4 separate regions of the Homo sapiens genome follow, and regions 1, 2 and 3 are each linked to region 4. A link is a contact called in ENCODE Hi-C or POLR2A ChIA-PET data. All regions are on one chromosome and are shown on one strand. The core of a region is the stretch at or near the end of the contact, and the rest is flanking DNA. Distances in the headings are between cores, read along the strand shown.

Region 1 (2,700 bases), core at 90-2,589, 170 kb after region 4:
CTGGGATTACAGGCATGAGCCACCGTGCCCGGCCCCTAAATTTTTAAAAAGCAGATAGATAGAGGAATAGAACTGATAAACGTCTTTTTAAAGAACCTTAATGGGCTGAGTGCAGTGGTTCACGCCTATAATCCCAGCACTGTGGAAGGCCAAGGTGAATGGATTGCTTGAGGTCAGGAGTTCGAGACCAGCCTGGCCAACGTGGTGAAACCCCGTCTCTACTAAAAATACAAAAATTAGCCGGGCATGGTGGTGGGCACCTGTAATCCCAGCTACTTGGGAGGCTGAGGTATGAGAATCGCTTGAGCCTGGGAGGCAGAGGCTGCAGTGAGCCAAGATCACGCCACTGCATTCCAGCCTGGGTGACAGAGGGAGACTCTGTATTTAAAAAAAAAAAAAAAAAGCTGGGCATGGTGGCTTGCGCTTGTAGTCCCAGCTAATCAGAAGGCTGAGGTTGGAGGATCACTTGAGCCCAGGAGGCAGAAGTTGCAGTGAGTGAGACCATGCCACTGCACTCCAGTCTGGGCAACAGAGGGAGACCCTGTCTGAAAACTAAGTAAAATAAAAAAGTTAAGAACCTTAATGGGCCTTTCTGTGTTAAAACAACAACAACAACAACAAAAACAACCTTAACAAAGTACTTTCTTTAAATTATTTACAGCCAATTTCTGTTGAACATCCATTATTTGCTGGGCTCTGGGTTAAATGCTTTGACATGCGTTATTTTAATCCTTTCAATTATCTTTTCAATGTAGCAGGTTTTAATTAAAGGAGTTAAATAACACCAGAATTCATTCTATACCATGGTACATTTGGCTGCAGTAATTTTCGTGCAGTCCACTTTGGAAAGGTAAATTGCATAATTTTGAGCCTAGATAGAATTCCTGTCTGGAAATGCCTTCTTTTCCCGGTGCATTGGAGTGCCAGAAACCCCTTCACCTAGTCCCTGCCTTCATTTAAAAAAAAATCCTGGTTACCCATTAGTCAGTCATTGTGATAATATCTTGTGAAAGCAGCTTCTTCAGTAGAAGGTCCAGAAGAGCTTATCTGGTAAATCCTCTTTCCTGCACCAGAGTAGTAGGGGGATCAGAGTCTCTTTATTCTTGATGAGCTTTGTCATCAGTTTCGATGGAAGAAGGATCCTGCTGTAATTAAACTGCAGGTCCATTTATTCTGTTTTCAGCGTTGTTAGAAGACTTTACTCTGAATTGCTTTGTTTCCTGATTGACTCACCCTTTGGGGCAGAATGCCTGGGTTGAAATGAAAGCGTAGGTTTCTCTGCTGCGGTGTTCAATCTGTCATCTCTCCTAAACTCCACACTAAGAAGCAGCCATTTAATTGGTCAGACCCCAGGGGTGATATTTTGGCACAGCTCCATTGGTTAGAATTACTTTTCCCTGAACTTCATAGCAGATGCTGAGGTCCCTCTGCAGATATTTGTCATAGAATAGTTGAAACCAGGGAGTTTCTGAGAACATTTATAACTTGTGATTATTATGTATGTCTTTCAGTTGTTAACAGTTACCGCTTAAGAAAAAGAGCTCACTTATTGCTAGTGGGAAGTGAAATCTCTCTCCTTTCCCCCTTATTCATATTATTATTTTAACAGTTTATGCTCCAAGACCCTCTGCTCTCTGGTTCCTGTATCATTTTGTTATGTTTCTCCTTCCACCTTGCTTGGGCTGTGCAAGTCGGGAAGAACAGGCAAAGGTACACCCAGACCTGGGTGTGTCTGGTAGAGGTCGGTTTCTTTGATTTCTAGCATGTCTTTATTTTACATCTGCATTTGTTGTTTTCATGTTTATTTGTATTTGCAGTTCCCATTGCAGCACCATTCCAATCCAAAACAACAGTGAAGGCATTGAAGCCTTCTGTGTCTTTTTAGGAAGAGATGGAAGTGACCGTCTTGTTCCTCTTCCAGGCTCTCCTTTTCTGGTTTTGTCCTTCTGTAATAACAATTTAAACCATTTTTCTTTTCTTTTGTTTTTCAAGTAATCTTAGCAGACAAAGAAATTCTCTTCAGTCTTTCGTTCAAGGTATTGCTGTGGTTATGTGTGTTTAAAATCCTTAATTTACTGATCATCCCGGAATCATAATTGTGCAGTTTCTGTCCTTTTTTTTTTTTTTTTTGAGACAGAGTCTCACTCTGTCAGCCAGGGTGGAGTGCAGTGTGCAATCTTGGCTCACCGCAACCTCCGCCTCCCAGGTTCAAGCGATACTCCTGCCTCAGCCTCCCGAGTAGCTGGGACTATGGGCATATACACCACCACGCCCAGCTAATTTTTTTATTTGTAGTACAGATGGGGTTTTGCCATGTTGGCCAGGCTGGTCTCAAACTCCTGACCTCAGGTGATCCGCCGGCTTCAGCCTCCCAAAGTGCTGCGATTACAGGCGTGAGCCACTGTGCCTCGCCAATTGTGCAATTTTAAGCATGAATTTCTGTCCTTTTTTTTTAAAAAGCGCTCTATTGCTGTTATCATTAGTTAATAATTCAACAAATATGTGTTGATTACCTGGCATTAAGGCTGAGAATAAAGCTGTGAAATAGACCTACTCTTGTTTCCTGTTTCACTTTCCACACCCTAAATATGGAAGAAAAATACTTTAAAAAGAATTATATAGGCCGGGCATGGTGGCTCATGCCTGTAATCCTAGAACTTTGGGAGGCTGAGGCGGGCAAATCACTTGAGGTCAGGAGTT
Region 2 (2,700 bases), core at 14-2,513, 230 kb after region 4:
CTGCACACGCTGTGAAGCAAAATTGCTGTCACGTTATAATAAAAAGCAGGCTTTGCTTACTGTAGTGCAACATGATGTGAAGGAAAGCTGGTGGACCTGGAATAAGGGATGGGAGTGCAAGTCTGACTGTACAGTTTACTGACTGTTACCTCGGAGAAAACTCTTAATTTATCTGCATCTGTTTTCTTATTTCTAAAGCAGGGTAAATAATACCTACCTCACAGGGTAGTTGGGAAAATTACAAGGAATCCATGAATGCGCTGGTTGTGGGGGAGGGAGGCTGTTCTGAGCTCTCTAAAAATGTATACAAAATGTACATTCGATAAAAATGCACGGTTTTTTGGAGGAGGTCTATCACTTTCGTGATATTCACAAAGGGCTATATAACTCCCAAAGTTTAAGAACCACAGAGGTGAGGTAAGTGGAAGTACGGCAGACCCATAAAAGGAGGTCAGAACAAGTGAGTTTCAACACTTTTCCTAGAAGATCAATTTACAGAGCAACCTCTAGGGCCCCAATAATGAAAGGAGTGGACTTGAGGGAGGCTCGGGAGGCGCTGGGCCACGAGGAGGCACAATGCAGCTTTGAGGAAACCCGTCTGTCCCTCGTTCCGCACCCTCACAACTGCCGCAGCCCAGGGGCCCGAGAAGGAAATCGCTGAGGCCTGGCCGCCGCCGCTTTTCTCGAAGGGCTTCCCGCGCCGCTGTCGGAGAGTGGCGGGGACAGTGGGGTCGGCGGCGTAGGCCGCGACCCCCGGCGAGGCAGAAAGGAGCGCTCCTCCACCGGGTCCGGGACGCAGGCGGGAAGTGATCAAGGCTCCCTGAGTCCCACCCGAGCGCTCCCGGTTCAGCGCAGGAGGACGCACGCCGGGCCAGGGTACGAGAAGGCCCCGTGGGTTCCACAGGGAACACAGCCCGGGCGCCGGCCTCCCCGCCTCACGCGGCCCCGTGGGGGTCCCGGGGAGCCGCGAGCCTCCCCCTGGGCTCCCGGGAGGGCCGCCACGTCACGGAGGGTGTGCCCCGGGGCTCCGCAGGCGGGCGGGGGAGGAGCCGGGGGGCTGGCTCCCCGGCCGCGCCGAGCTCCTCGCCCCGGGCCCGCTGCCTTCCCCACGCCGGGCCCCGCCGCGCCGTGCCGCGCCGCGTAGCCCCTCACCTGCCTCTCCGGCTCCGGCGCTCACCGTAGGCCTCGGAACTTGCTCATTACAGGCCGCGGGCAGCCCACGACGGTTGGAGCGCCTGTCTCTTTAAATCCGGGTCCTAGAGCGGGAGGCAGCGCGCAGGCGCAAGAGCCAAGGCCGCGGCCACGCGACCGGTCCCCGCCCCCGTCTGCCACGTGGGTCGTAGTTGCATTCTGCCTGCCCTGTGATGTTTGGGAGTAGTTTTCAACCTGCAATCGCGGCCCGGGAAGCGGAGGTGGGGGGACGTGGCGGCTCCTCGGAACGCAGCCTGGCCTGAACTTCCGAGGCTCCCCTTGATTTTCTCATACTGTTAGAGAGGATCTGTTTTTAAAGATATTGGTGGAGAAACTATATTGTAATGAGGTCGGGGAAGGCAAAGATCGCGTCAATCTATTTTTTAAATATAATCCCTCTGTTTGTGTCCCGCAGACTCCCTAGTAAATAGTTTGTATTCAGTAGCTTTCATGGAATTGAGACGAGGCACTAAACAGCAGATAGATATAAAATGTAAAGGAGTGATGGAGGAGAAACTCCTTGATTGTATATCATTCAAAGTGTATTATCTCAAATCTGAAGCCAGCTCTTTGAGAGTTGGGATGGCGATTTTTACAAATGTAGCAGCCTGAGGGTAAGTGACCTCTTCAGAGTCTAGGAAGAGCAAACAACTGGGCCTTGTTAGGTAAGCAAAGAACAGGTTCCCGAGAGAATTCTGTGCTGTGTGATGAAGAGTGTCGTCTTTACTCTGTAGAGGACGGAGAGCCATGAAGAGTCTTAGGGAATACTGCTGAAGCTGGGTGGGGAGAGACTGAGGCAAGGGAACAAATCAGAAGGCTCTCATAGTGACCCATGTGGGAGATGATTCAGCTAGTTAGGGTGGAGAGTAAAGTGCGTTTTTGAAGATCATTTAGAATTTAAATGATCTTCTAGATAAAGTGCTCGTTTATGGATAAAATAATAATAATTTGAGTGAGCAGAAACATAATGGTACCATCAACTGAAATAGAAAATAGAGAGGAAGAGGAGGTGTTAGGGTTAGAAAGATGAGTTTTGTATTGGATACATTAAGTTTGTTTGACTAAGTTTAACTGCGATTCTACTGTTTGGAGGGGAGTAAAGCCTGCTTTTAATGCGCAGCAGAATGAACCAGGGCTTTGGTTCAACCAGGCAATTGGAAGGTCGCTGGAGACTCACGTCCTAGCTATGATAATTGAGTGATCTTGAGCACGTCTCTACAACTACATTTGCTACATTTTTTTAAGTTTCCTCAACCGTATCTGTCTTTTTCCAATGCTGTAATCACTAGCCACACGTGACTATTGAGCACTTGAATGTTGCATGGAATTGAGATGTGCTATAAGTGAAGAAAATACACACCAAAAAATTCATACTAAAAAAAGTAAAATATCTCATTAATAATATGTACCACATAATGACATTTAGGCCAACAATGGACCAAATATATGAGGGTGGTCCCATAAGATTATAATGGAGCTGAAAAATCCCTATCATATAGTGACAGCACA
Region 3 (2,700 bases), core at 148-2,647, 190 kb after region 4:
TGCTGGTAAGGGGAAAGAAAAAGGTAACCGTGTTACCTTTTCTGGAGCATCCACTTTGTGCTAAGGTTTTATATACATTCTCTCATGTAATACTTCCCATATTCCAGGGAATAGGGTGGGAGGGAGTAGGAGCAAGGGAAGGGCAGTTGGCAAACGGGAGCCAGCAGAACCCTGCACACGGCATCCTTGAAGGGTGGTGTCGGCCTGAGGCGCCACGGCCAGTTCTGTGATGCTGGATATCTCAGTACACCCTGGGCATTTCTGCAGGCATGTTGGTTGCCTCCACTAATTCATCTTTCATGCTACCTGGTTACTGAGTTGTTTTGAACCATTCGGCAGAATTTATACATAAGTGTGTCCTTTGCTCATTCTGCCTGCATTTGTTGACAGCCCTTTTTTCCTTTCTTCTTGTTTTCTTCTGCCACTGCAAACTGGGGTTTTAGCCTCAAGCCCTATCCTGTTCCTGTAGGGTGTGTTTCAGATGCCAGCTTATTTCAGAGTTCCCTGTGAGCCAGCGGGTGCATAGAAGCTAGGTTGTTGTCTGCATTCTGATCTTGCATCCAGCAAGCCACACACATTTGAAGAAAGAATAGAGAGTTGTTTGGATCTGGCTGATTGAGCAACGCAGGCTTTATAATTGTGTCAAGCTAGGTCTTGTCAGACTGCATCGACTTAAGTAATATTCCATGTCAGGCCCACAGGTTTATGGCATTGAAGCCTCTTTGTTTCAGTCTCAGTCATCCTAAACAGACTTCATTTCCCAATAGAAAAGCTTTAGATGTGAATGAACCCCAAATACCTGAAAACATCCATTTTCTGCCTGCATGGCTACTGGTCCCAGAACCGTTACAATGCTAGTGCAGCCATGCATCCTTTTAAGTCCATCTCTGAACAGTATTGTTTGGTTATAACTGTATGGAGAATTAGGGAGCTTGATATATGTCCCTTTGCAATGCCTTCTAAGTCTTAATAGCCAAAACTGGGTGGTAAATATTATTTCCTTTTCCCTTTACTATGTGAATGATACTTAGACAAAACTTATATAACTATCTTAACTATGCAGACATTTACTTCAGCCCAGAGTGTCTGTGATCTTGACTATGAGAATCTTGTCTCTTGAGCTTTCTTTTTTAGCTTGAATATCTTTCTATATTTCGAAAAGATGGACCAGAAATATTTAAGTTACTACTTAAGTCAACACAGGATGAAAAGTTTTTAACTTCTTTAAAGGATTAATGAGGGTGCCCTCCAGGCCAATCCCAGTGTGCTCAGGAATTACCTCTCTTGTTGGGGATGTGACATGCTCTTGGCCAGAACAGAGCTCAGCCGGATGTCACTGTGCTCACTCAGCCTGTGGGGTGAGAGGCCGAGGATTGCTTCCTGTGGGCTGAGTAAGCCTTCCTGTGTTGTCAGCGACTGCCAGACTAGCTGCTGCCAGGCAGTACCAGCTTGCCCATCAGGCGCTCTTGTTGCCTAACTGAGACACTCTGTGCTTTCAGGAACGAGAGTACCCTGATGTCCAGACAGCCTCCCGTTGCTGTCTAAATATTTGTCTTGGATATGCTTGTAAGCACCACTGGGTTCCCAGCACTCTGAGTGGGCCTTCCTGGAGTGGGGAGCCTGTGTCGATGGAGCAGTGGGTGGGGAATTTGGAGATGGAAGCCAGGCCCTTGACTCAGAACTGCTCTGTACTTGAATGGAACTGAGCTATGCAGTATGGCCTGGTGGAAAGAATGTGATCATGGGCATTAGCCTCCAACAGACCTTGAGTGTGAATACCCGCTCTCCTGTTTATTGCCTGACCTTGAATACAACAGTTGATCTCCCTAAGCCTCGGTTGCTTTGTCTGTGAATCAGGGAAGAACACTAATACCTACTTTGCAATGTCGCTTTGAGAATTAAATGACAAGCTAGCATATAGAAGCACCTCAATAAATTAATATTAATTGTAACAACCACCACCACCATAACCTTCATGCAGAAATAATTACAGTTTAGGATTTGAATCCTGGCTGTCACCGTTAGGTAATATTTCCTAGCTATAATAAAACAGCTTACACTTGTTGAGGACTCATTTTGTGTTAGATATGCTAAATGGGTTCTCTCTTAATCTTCACAACAACCCCATGAGGTAGATACTGTTATCACCCCCATTTTACAGATGTGGAAACTGAGCACCAGAGAGGCTAAATTACACACCCAAGGTGATACTGCAAGAAATAAGGGAGGGAGGCTTAATAAAAATGCAGAGCTTTTTGATTCTTATGCTGGTAGTCTTAATTAATACCTCAGGTGCTTCAGGAGTAAATAAAGTAAGCCTCAAATTAAATAATAAATGTGAAGTGTCCTGTACATGGATATACACAATACATAGTGGAGGTCTTCCACCCGAGTGGCTTTTAATCTAAAATCTGAAAGTGGCTTGCACCCTTAGATATATGAGAGAGCTTAGTAAAAGTAAGAGTGACTGGAGGAGATCCTGCTGGGCTTGGCAGCTCTGAAGCTCCCATCGCACTCTCTGTCTTGTTCTCTCAATCTGACATGGTTTCCTGTGTCTTTTGCTCTAAGCAGCAGACCTGCTTGGACTGTAAGAAAAATTTTTGCATGACCTGTTCGAGCCAAGTAGGGAATGGGCCCCGCCTCTGCCTTCTCTGCCAACGGTTTCGAGCTACAGCCTTTCAGCGAGAGGAGCTCATGAAG
Region 4 (2,700 bases), core at 189-2,688:
TTGAGAGATGGTCTGGACTAGAGCAGTGGCAGTGGGGAAGGAGAGGCTTGGGTAAATTTGGGAGAGATTTAGGAAATAAAATGAACAGTACACTGTGATCAACTGGATTTGGTAGACGAGGAACATGGAGACTTAAATAATATAAGTCTAGAGTTCAAGAAACAGGCCTACGATGGAGATACAAATCCAGGCACGATCAGCTTGGAGCAACAGGATGGAAGAGATCACCCAGAGATACTGTAGAAGACTCTGAAAACATCCCATTCAGAACAAAGGCTGAGGAATGCCCCCATCAAGGAAGAGGTAAATTAAATGTACATTGCAAAGTAGCCTGCAAAGAAGACTGAGTGAATGGCTAGAATGGTAAGAGTAAAAGAAAATCAAGCACCTGTGAGACATAAAAGTGGTATCAAAGAAGTCCAGAGACGCCGGACACAGTGGTACATACCTGTATTCCCGGCTACCTCGGAGGCTGAGGCAGGAGGATGGCTTAAGCCTAGGCGTTTGGAACTGTACTATTTTTATAACTTTTCTACAAGTCTAAATTGCTTCAAAATGAAAAGGTTTTAAAAACTCAGAGCTCCTTACAATTTTCAAGTTTGTTTTATTTTCTCCCATTGGTTAACATACACTGTCAATCTTGACATTTTGGGAAATCTGGAAAAAAATCTTTAGAAATAGGGGCAGGGAAGGACATAGATTTATTTATTGTCCAAAGACTGTTAGCATTGTGACATGTTTCATCTGGACTTTTTTTCCCCTAGAATTTTTTTTGGCAGAGTGGTAATTAAATAATAGTGGACTTTTTTTATACTTATTTTTACTGAATCTTTTTTTACATTTATTTTTACATTTATTATAGTAGTAATAGGAGACTTTTAAGATGTCACACCAAAGACATCTCTGTTCCCTTTTTTGCAATACCCCAAATGAAAAATAAGAAATGAGACACCTAAACCTCAGCCCTCATTATGTGGGAAGAAGAGCTAAGGCTGCCTCATGCAGTGGAGGTCGAGGACACCAGGAGGGAAAACCTGCCACTACAGATGTTGGGCACAGTCAGCAGAACACGGGGTTGTCTGTATTGGGTGGTTTGTAGACCCTGGGCAGAAAATTCAATGACTACTTGTTTGGAACAACCAGACTGAAGGGCAGAGGGGGCTTGGAGTTTCCTTACCCTTGTGTTAATCGCAGGATTGGCAAAGGACACATCATCTTTGAAATCAGAAAAACATCTGTGAGTGACAAGCAGCCCTGACTAATATCTAGTCTGTGAAAAGAGGAAATCCGTACCAATCATCAAAACAGTTATAAAACCCTGTACCCTATGCAACTTTTCTGTGAATCAGGGAGGCTTTGGCACCCCCAAGCCCTGCCCTGACCCTGTTCCCATGCTATATCCTGCAAGCAGCTCCATCAAGGAAACAAGGATCCACCCTGGGAAAAGAGCCCTCTGGATACATGTGACAGGGAGTCCAGGATGACAGCTGAGGGTGGGCCCAGAGAGCCCCCAGTCAGGATCCAAGGGCAGAAGGCTCGGGGGACCTTCTCCTGAGGATACAAAGTTGATGGTAGACTTCATGTACTTGATTAACCAAAAAAAAAAAGTTATGAAACAAAGAAAAAGTAAGATGATATGAATCCTGAGGAAAGCAGAAAGTTGTATGAGAAATGAAATGCACCCATAGTACATCACCTAGCACAACTGTGACTAGAGAGGCTCATAACAAGGTGAACATCGAATATTGTTCTAACCGAAAACAGTGATAAAATCATCTTGGCAGGATGTGGGGAGAGCAAAATAGGGAGGGAGTATAATTGAGCTAAATCTTCCGGAAATAGATAATATCTAGTTAAACCTCAAAATGGCACCATTTAGAGCTAAGTACCAAAAGAAACATCAAAGTGATGGCCCCTAGGAACAAGATGGGGGCAGGAGCAGGAGACTGCTGGTGTTATACTAAGCCCTGTCAAACTATTTCACTTCCAATATTATGTGCATGTACCACTTGATTTTTAAAACTTATAAAAATCTGAGAACTATCTGGAAAGTAGTGGACAATGTATCTCTTCTTACACAGCTTTTTTCCCCCATATAATTGGAGGAAAAACCCCCCGCAGATTATCTGATAGAATCAGCATTTCATAGACCCATATTCATGCCACTCCTGTGGATCTGAAACACAAGATCTATAGTCCACATAATAATAATCCTATCCTGACCTTTTCTTTGCATCTTCTAAGTTTTGAACTCTGGGGTCTGGCACTTGCTCTCTCCAAAATAACTAGTGAAACTTCAGTGCTTAGCTCTGAAAATTACATATCTGGTGGGGAAAACAACCAACTCAGCAAGATAAGTAGATAATGTCTCTCCGACCCTTTATAGCTGCAGAAAAGTAGGTATGATTTCGCTTCTTGAAATTGTCTTTCCAAATGTTATGTCTAGCAAAGGAAAACTGTATAAAACATCTAGACTTCAGAGAATATTATTGTGTCCTATGAAAGTAATCACTAACTGCTACCAAGTCTGTCATCCTGAAGGCTTGTTTAACTCTAAGTTGTGCTGTTCTGATGACATTGAAATGAATGCTTTTTCCTGGAAGGGATATACGCGTAAGAATTTATTTTGTCGAGCCAGAAGAGAGAGGAAGAGCTCTTTCCTGTTTTCCCACATGCACAGAGATTATAAAACCTATGCTT

What was found. Hi-C counts contacts between places; a loop is a spot of excess contacts on that map. ChIA-PET counts read pairs that join two places held with the same protein, here RNA polymerase II (POLR2A). Pooled maps may share reads with other maps.
Region 1: a loop to region 4 is called in a pooled map, with 2.7 times the contacts of the local background. The contact joins two enhancer-like sites. A Hi-C loop is called at or near these places in 5 of 50 pooled maps. POLR2A ChIA-PET finds 5 or more read pairs at or near these places in 6 of 52 experiments (CD4-positive, alpha-beta memory T cell, OCI-LY7, T-cell and 3 more).
Region 2: a loop to region 4 is called in a pooled map, with 5 times the contacts of the local background. The contact joins the promoter of LIG3 here to the enhancer-like site in region 4. A Hi-C loop is called at or near these places in 5 of 50 pooled maps. POLR2A ChIA-PET finds 5 or more read pairs at or near these places in 2 of 52 experiments (CD8-positive, alpha-beta memory T cell and Panc1).
Region 3: POLR2A ChIA-PET joins it to region 4 with 10 read pairs in CD4-positive, alpha-beta memory T cell. The contact joins two enhancer-like sites. POLR2A ChIA-PET finds 5 or more read pairs at or near these places in 3 of 52 experiments (CD4-positive, alpha-beta memory T cell, activated CD4-positive, alpha-beta memory T cell and activated naive CD4-positive, alpha-beta T cell).

The regions. Positions count from the first base shown.
Region 1 is chr17:35,045,455-35,048,154 of GRCh38, reverse strand. The region is part of intron 1 of RFFL (ring finger and FYVE like domain containing E3 ubiquitin protein ligase); the gene reads left to right. All of the region lies in intron 5 of RAD51L3-RFFL (RAD51L3-RFFL readthrough), which reads left to right. Among named protein-coding and RNA genes, the nearest start is that of RFFL, 17 kb to the left of the region's middle. RefSeq lists enhancers at 1,102-1,231, 1,372-1,471, 1,532-1,581. Within about 2 kb of position 1,339, at least 11 of the 41 ENCODE cell types and tissues checked have a DNase peak (open chromatin) inside an H3K27ac peak, as active enhancers do.
Region 2 is chr17:34,979,075-34,981,774 of GRCh38, reverse strand. LIG3 (DNA ligase 3) reads right to left here and starts at 1,263. Exons shown (of 20, transcript NM_013975.4): 1 at 1,153-1,263. RefSeq lists a silencer at 809-1,238.
Region 3 is chr17:35,021,653-35,024,352 of GRCh38, reverse strand. RFFL (ring finger and FYVE like domain containing E3 ubiquitin protein ligase) reads left to right here. Exons shown (of 7, transcript NM_001017368.2): 3 at 2,572-2,700. All of the region lies in intron 5 of RAD51L3-RFFL (RAD51L3-RFFL readthrough), which reads left to right. Among named protein-coding and RNA genes, the nearest start is that of RFFL, 41 kb to the left of the region's middle. Within about 2 kb of position 1,397, at least 32 of the 41 ENCODE cell types and tissues checked have a DNase peak (open chromatin) inside an H3K27ac peak, as active enhancers do.
Region 4 is chr17:35,213,514-35,216,213 of GRCh38, reverse strand. No RefSeq gene overlaps it. Among named protein-coding and RNA genes, the nearest start is that of SLC35G3, 20 kb to the right of the region's middle. Within about 2 kb of position 1,438, at least 3 of the 41 ENCODE cell types and tissues checked have a DNase peak (open chromatin) inside an H3K27ac peak, as active enhancers do.